2 separate regions of the Homo sapiens genome follow, and region 2 is linked to region 1. Evidence: read pairs that join two places in POLR2A ChIA-PET (ENCODE). Cell type or tissue: Panc1. All regions are shown on one strand. Links, peaks and the distances in the headings refer to the core of each region. The heading gives the core; the rest is flanking DNA. Region 1 overlaps CSRP1 (cysteine and glycine rich protein 1). Region 2 overlaps NAV1 (neuron navigator 1).

The links. Peaks named below come from ENCODE experiments on the same cell type or tissue, not always from the same donor. Only the 100,000 strongest peaks of a DNase experiment are listed, where the experiment ranks them.
Region 2: POLR2A ChIA-PET joins it to region 1 with 6 read pairs; 1 of 35 experiments calls an interaction of 5 or more read pairs at or near these places.

The regions. Positions count from the first base shown.
Region 1 is chr1:201,499,689-201,502,596 of GRCh38, reverse strand. All of the region lies in intron 1 of CSRP1 (cysteine and glycine rich protein 1), which reads left to right. Among named protein-coding and RNA genes, the nearest start is that of CSRP1, 6.0 kb to the left of the region's middle. In Panc1, for the core only: no CTCF peak of the experiment used is centred there; no DNase peak of the experiment used is centred there; H3K27ac peaks cover 1,191 bases.
Region 2 is chr1:201,603,799-201,606,706 of GRCh38, reverse strand. The region is part of intron 2 of NAV1 (neuron navigator 1); the gene reads right to left. The region is part of intron 1 of LOC124904482 (a long non-coding RNA gene); the gene reads left to right. Among named protein-coding and RNA genes, the nearest start is that of NAV1, 66 kb to the right of the region's middle. In Panc1, for the core only: no CTCF peak of the experiment used is centred there; a DNase peak (open chromatin) is centred at 1,646.

The sequences.
Region 1 (2,908 bases), core at 294-2,793:
TGCACGGTTCTGAAGGAAACATGAGGTGGGACATGGAAAGCTGAGGCCAAGCCTGCCCCATCTCCATGGCAGCCATTCTCCCCCTACCCGTGACCCTGAGCTTCAGGAGAGGCTGATTTCCTGAGCTCTCAGGTGTCACTTCTAAGACTTGGCTCTGAGCCCTGACCAGCCCAGCCCCCTCCTCTCTCTGCCCTCAGCTGCTCTCTGGACACTGGGGCGTGGAGGCAAAAGCCGAGCTGCAGATTGGAAGGGATGCCAGCCCTCCTGTCCACCTGGCAGATACCAAGCAGCTCAGCTAATGCGAGGGAGCTAGATAAACATCTGACAGGTTTCTACTGGAGCAAGTGGATGGGGACTTTAACCCTGTGCCGTCAGTCACTCTTTGGCCCTAGGGAATAAATGATTTTGGAATGGGAGAGATGGGATTTTTCCACTGTAGAAATAAAGATATGGGATGGTTTTGAAGGGTTTGATAAGAAGGGGCTTGCCTTCAGACACTGGTGGCTGGCAGTTAGGGATTTTACATCTCTGCGATGGTTCCTTCAACCTGTCACCTGAGCCAGACTTTATTTATTTATTTATTTATTTATTTATTTATTTATTTTGAGACTGAGTATTGCTTTATTGCCCAGGCTGGAGTGCAGTGGCAAGATCGCTGCTCACTGCAACCTCCATCTCCTGTTTCAAGCAATTCTCATGCCTCAGCCTCCGGAGTAGCTGGGATTACAGGTGCCCGCCACCATACCCGGCTAATTTTTGTATTTTTATTAAAGATGGGGTTTCACTACATTGGCCAGGCCGGTCTCGAACTCCTGACCTCAAGTGATCCGCCTGCCTCAGCCTCCCAAAGTGCAAGGATTACAGGCGTGAGCCACCACACCCAGCCGAGCCTGACTTTCATGAGATTTGGGGTGACTGAGAGTCTGTGACCTTTTTCTTCTCCTTTTGCTGCTGCTGTAAGAGCTGCCACCTTGGCTTTCTTGTCTCAAGGCTGAGGATCTGGGTACAGTCCTAACTGGGGATCTGGGTACAGTCCTAATGGGACAGCCAGGCTAGGAAGATGCAGCAGCAGACACAGCAGGCTTCTAGCCGCCAGCCGTTTCAGGAAAACAGCTGACCAGGTGTTTCCAGCCATTCAGTAGAAAATTCAAGCTCTGTTCTCTGTTGAGATGGTCAACAGAGTGAAATGGGACATCACAGACAGCTGGGGGGAGCTAAACCCCAAAGAAGGGCAAGTAACTTGTCCCAGACTCATTCGCTGGGCTAGCAGATGAATCAGGAGTTCCTGGCCCTATTTGGCATGGTACTTCTTAAGCCTCGCTCCTTCCATATGTGGACTAGCTACATGTGGATGGCTGGCCCACATCTAGCAGTGTGGAGTCGACGTATGACTGGTCCAGTCGTGTGAGTGGTAGTCAGAGGGGCGGGCACTTACAGTGTGCTGGCCATCACTTCCATACCTCCTCATTTAATCCTTACAGCTGAATTTTAGGGAGTCCATATACGGTCCATTTTAGAGACAAGCAAATTGACACTCAGAAAGGAAAGTAACTTGCCCAAGATCATTCAGCTAGGAAGGGGTAAATCCATATTGATCGAATCCCAGCTCTTGTTTTCCTAACCATTGACCTGTACAGCCTGAACTCTGACCTTGGGAACTTCTCTTGTCCCAGCCTTCTGCAGGGCCTCTGTGCCGGAGAGCTGGGAAGGCAATTAAGAAGGAGCCAAGTGTCCCTCTAAGGCACTCCATGAACTCTGAGAAACAGGTTTCCTTTTAAGGCAATTCGGCCTCCCTACAGGCAGAATTTGGCTGTTGGAGAGAAGGGCAGAAAGGGAGGAGGTGGAGTGAAGACTGAGCCCTGCCTGTTGCCAGGGTTCCCTCCAGCTGAGCCTCTTCCCCACAGGCAGGGTCACCTGGAGGGGTCCTCTTGTGGGCAGAGGGGGACAGGACCTCATCCACAGGCACTGCCTGAAACCCTTCCTGGCTAGGGATAGAGTCATCACTTTTCATCTCAAGGCAATAGAGCCCTGTCCTTTCACTGGGCTCTTGAGGGGAGACCCCCCACCCTCGCCCTAACTAAATGACCAGGCTCAAAAGAGCAGCCTGGCTAAGAGACGTCCTGAGCAGATTTTCCTTACTGGCAGGTCCTTGGGTTTCACCCATTTCTCCGCCCATGTTCTTGATTCCCTGGGGCCCTGCTGGATGTGGGCCCCTGACACGGAGCCAGGGAAAACAAGGGGAGGCCTGTATGGAGCTGTGGGTCTCCCCCAGAGGGAGAAGGGCTTTTGTGTCTGTAACAAAACAGTGCTTGGAACTGGCTCCCAACCATGTGGCTAGGGGAATTTTCCTCCCTTAGGGGTGTTCCTAGGGGCCTGAGTATGTCCCCTGCTGGTTCAGGGGGTTGGAAAAGGAGAAGGCCGAGGAAGAGGGCCAGCACTGATGTATTGTATGCCTATCATGAGCAGCCCCTCTTAAATATGCAAGGGCCACAGCATGGTGACTGGGACCCAGAGGATTCAGAAATAGATGAGCTTGCATTAGAATCCCAGGTCTATCTCTTCCAGCTGTGTGACTATAAGCAACTTGCCTAACCGCTCTGAGCCTTGCTTGTCTTGTCTGTAAGGTGGGCATACATTCTTTATCTTCGGATGATGAGGATGAAATGAGATGATGTGGCTGGGAGCAGTGACTCATGCCTATAATCCCAGCACATTAGGAGACCGAGGCAGGCAGATCACTTGAGGTCAGGAGTTCAAGACCAGCCTGGCCAACATGGTGAAACCCTGTCTCTAATAAAAATACAAAAATTAGCCGGGTATGGTGGTGGTGGCGGGCGCCTATAATCCCAGCTACTCAGGAGGCTGAGGCATGAGAATTGCTTGAACTCAGGAGATGGAGGTTGCAGTG
Region 2 (2,908 bases), core at 214-2,713, 100 kb before region 1:
CCAGCAGATCTTGTTCTGTTCTTCCCCAATGAACACAGATAATAACAAGTGAACTGCTCTACTTCAGGGATTTAAGTTAGAGGTTACAAAGAACTTTCTGTCCATGAAGAGGACAGAAATACAGAATACCAGGACTGCAGTCTTTCTAGTCCTTCTGTTTGGAGTTTGGAGACGCAAAGATGCTCTTCTGCCTGTGAAGTTCAAGGGCCAGGTGCATGGACAGGATGACAAGATGACCCGTGGCCTTAGGACAGCCTCACAGTTCACATGGCAGTAGTAGTGAGGAAAGTGCCAGCAAAATAGCATGGTTGGGTGGGTAGGTTGAGTGGCTATAAGTGCCAGATACTGGCTTGGGGACAGGTCTTCCATGCACTGTCTACCTTGAACAATAAAGACAGACCAGGTAGCCCCCTGTTTTGCCCACAGGAGAGGAGGTTTCGCAATGTGCAAGTCCTTGCCTTCACAAGGGTCCTGGTCGATCCCTGGCCACATGTCCAGAAAGGCAGTGCCTAAGTGCTCTGACCTGCTCCAGCTGTCTCACCTTTCTTCTCAGTGCCTCCCCTTTCTAAGACATCACCTGACTTCCCCTTTCTAGGTGGATCCCATAGCCATGTGGTGAATATATGTCAGGCCTTCAGAGGCTGTGAATGAAAGAGCCAGGGTCCCCATTGTGAACACAAGCCCACGCACCTGGAAATCTAACATGGTCTGGACTTCTTTCCCACTTCCTCTTTCCCTCTTTTTCCCTGCAGTCTCCCTCTAGGCAAAGCAGAAGGGATGCAGAGGCTGCTGAGGCCAACCACAGCCTGGAGATGGACAGAGCAGGGATCTCACGGGGCTCACACCCCCCCACAGTGCTTAGGCAGGAGACTGTGTTGCCCCAAATCTTGTTTATGGTATCTCCCATTCCCCCTCTCCTTAGCCCTCCCCTAGATGCAGCTGGCCAGGCATGGCCCAATTCAGATGCACCCACACCTATGGCTTATTGGAAAGTATTCTCCTTTACCTTACTTGTGCAACTATTAAAAAATCCTCCCTCATTCAGGCTGCCTTCCTGAACTGACCCACAGAAAGGGGATCATGTGACCCAGTCCCATCTGTCTAAACAAAAAATGCCCGTGGCTCTCATTCTTGCCCCTCACATGAATGCCTCTATGCTAGAGTTTATATCCCCACACACAGACAGACTGTCAGTCTCGTGACTTGTTATCTCATGAGGTCTGGGTTCAGTCCATTTGTGACACCCTCTGGGGAATCCTGAGAGTGAGCAAATTATTGCTGGCAAAACTGCACAAATGTCCTAAAATAAAGGGTCTCATCACCTCCTGCTACCACCTAACTTTTTTTTCTCTCTTTTGGCAATACTTGTTGTCATGGAGATTCTAACACAATGGGGCAGGTAGGAAGCCGGTTGCTAGGCAACGAGATGCTGGAGGTACAGGATTGGCTGCCAAGGTCTAAAGGAGCAGAGAGGATGGAGAGGGAAGGTGGAAAGTAGAGAAACACCCTAGGGGCAACACAAAGGCATGGGAGAGAAGCAGAAGACAGGATCAGGGGGAAGGAAAAAAAAAAAAAAAGCAGAAGCCAGAAAACAAGCAACCTCCCTGGTGCTGGGTCATCGTTTGTGTATGTGCTAGGGTGCCCTCAGTAAAAACAACAAAGCAAAACAAATATCCATTAATATATTTGCATAGCTGTGTTTACATTGTAGCAGGATGAATAAATATTTAGACAAAAAGAAGTTCTTAAATATCAGGGCAGAAAAATTCTGCAAGAAAATACTACATACAGGGGAAAGAGCGTGGGCTTTAGTGTCAAAAACTTGGGTTTGAACCTTCACTCCACCCCTTCCTCGATGGGTGACCCAGTCAAGTGGTATAATTTCTTTGAGCTTTGGCTTCCTTCCTTCCTTCTTTCCTTCTTTTCTTTTCTTTCTTTTCCTTTATTTCTCTCTCTCTCTCTTTCTTTCTTTCTTTCTTTCTCTTTCTTTCCTTTCTCTTTCTTTCTTCTTCTTTTTTTTTTTTTTCTGACAGAGTCTTGCTCTTCACCCAGGCTGGAGTGCAGTGGCACGATCTCGGCTCACTGCAACCTCCGCCTCCCAGGTTCAAGCGATTCTACCACCTCAGCCTCCCGAGTAGCTGGGATTATAGGTGCGTGCTAGCATGCCCGGCTAATTTTTGTATTTTTAGTAGAGATGGGGTTTCACCATGTTGGCTAGGCTTGTCTCGAACTCCTGACTTCAAATGATCTACTATCCACCTCGGCCTCCCAAAGTGTTAGGATTACAGGCGTGAGCCGTTGTACACCCGGCCCATGAGCTTCAGTTTTCTTATCTATAAAATAGGAATAGTAGCCAGGCACGGTGGCTCACACCTGTAATCCCAGCACTTTAGGAGGCCAATGCAGGAGGATGACTTGAGTCCAGGAATTCGAGACCAGCCTGGGCAACATAACAAGATCACCACCTCTACAAAAAAATTAAAAATTAGCTAGGCGTGGTGCCACATGCCTTTAGTCACAGCTACTCGGGAGGCTGAGGTGAGAGGATCCTTGAGCCTGGGAAGTCAGGGCTGCAGTGAGCAGTGATCGTGCCACTGCACTCCAGCCTGGTGACAAAGCGAGACCCTATCTCAAAATAAATAAACAAAATGAGAATAGCAGCATGTATCTTACAGGGTTGTTTCAAGGAAAAATGAGATGAAGTGATGAGCTCAGGCACAGAGTGGGAGCTCAGGAAGTGCTCAATCACACGGTTATTTTTGTTGGCCTTCTGTGACCAACCATTTGTTTTTATCTTAATCACCATTATTATGACTAGAATTGAAAGGCTATGCGATGAAATGGAAAGAACCTTGTTCCCGATGCCCAAAGACCTGGCTTCCATCCAGAGTAATGCACCTACTCTCTA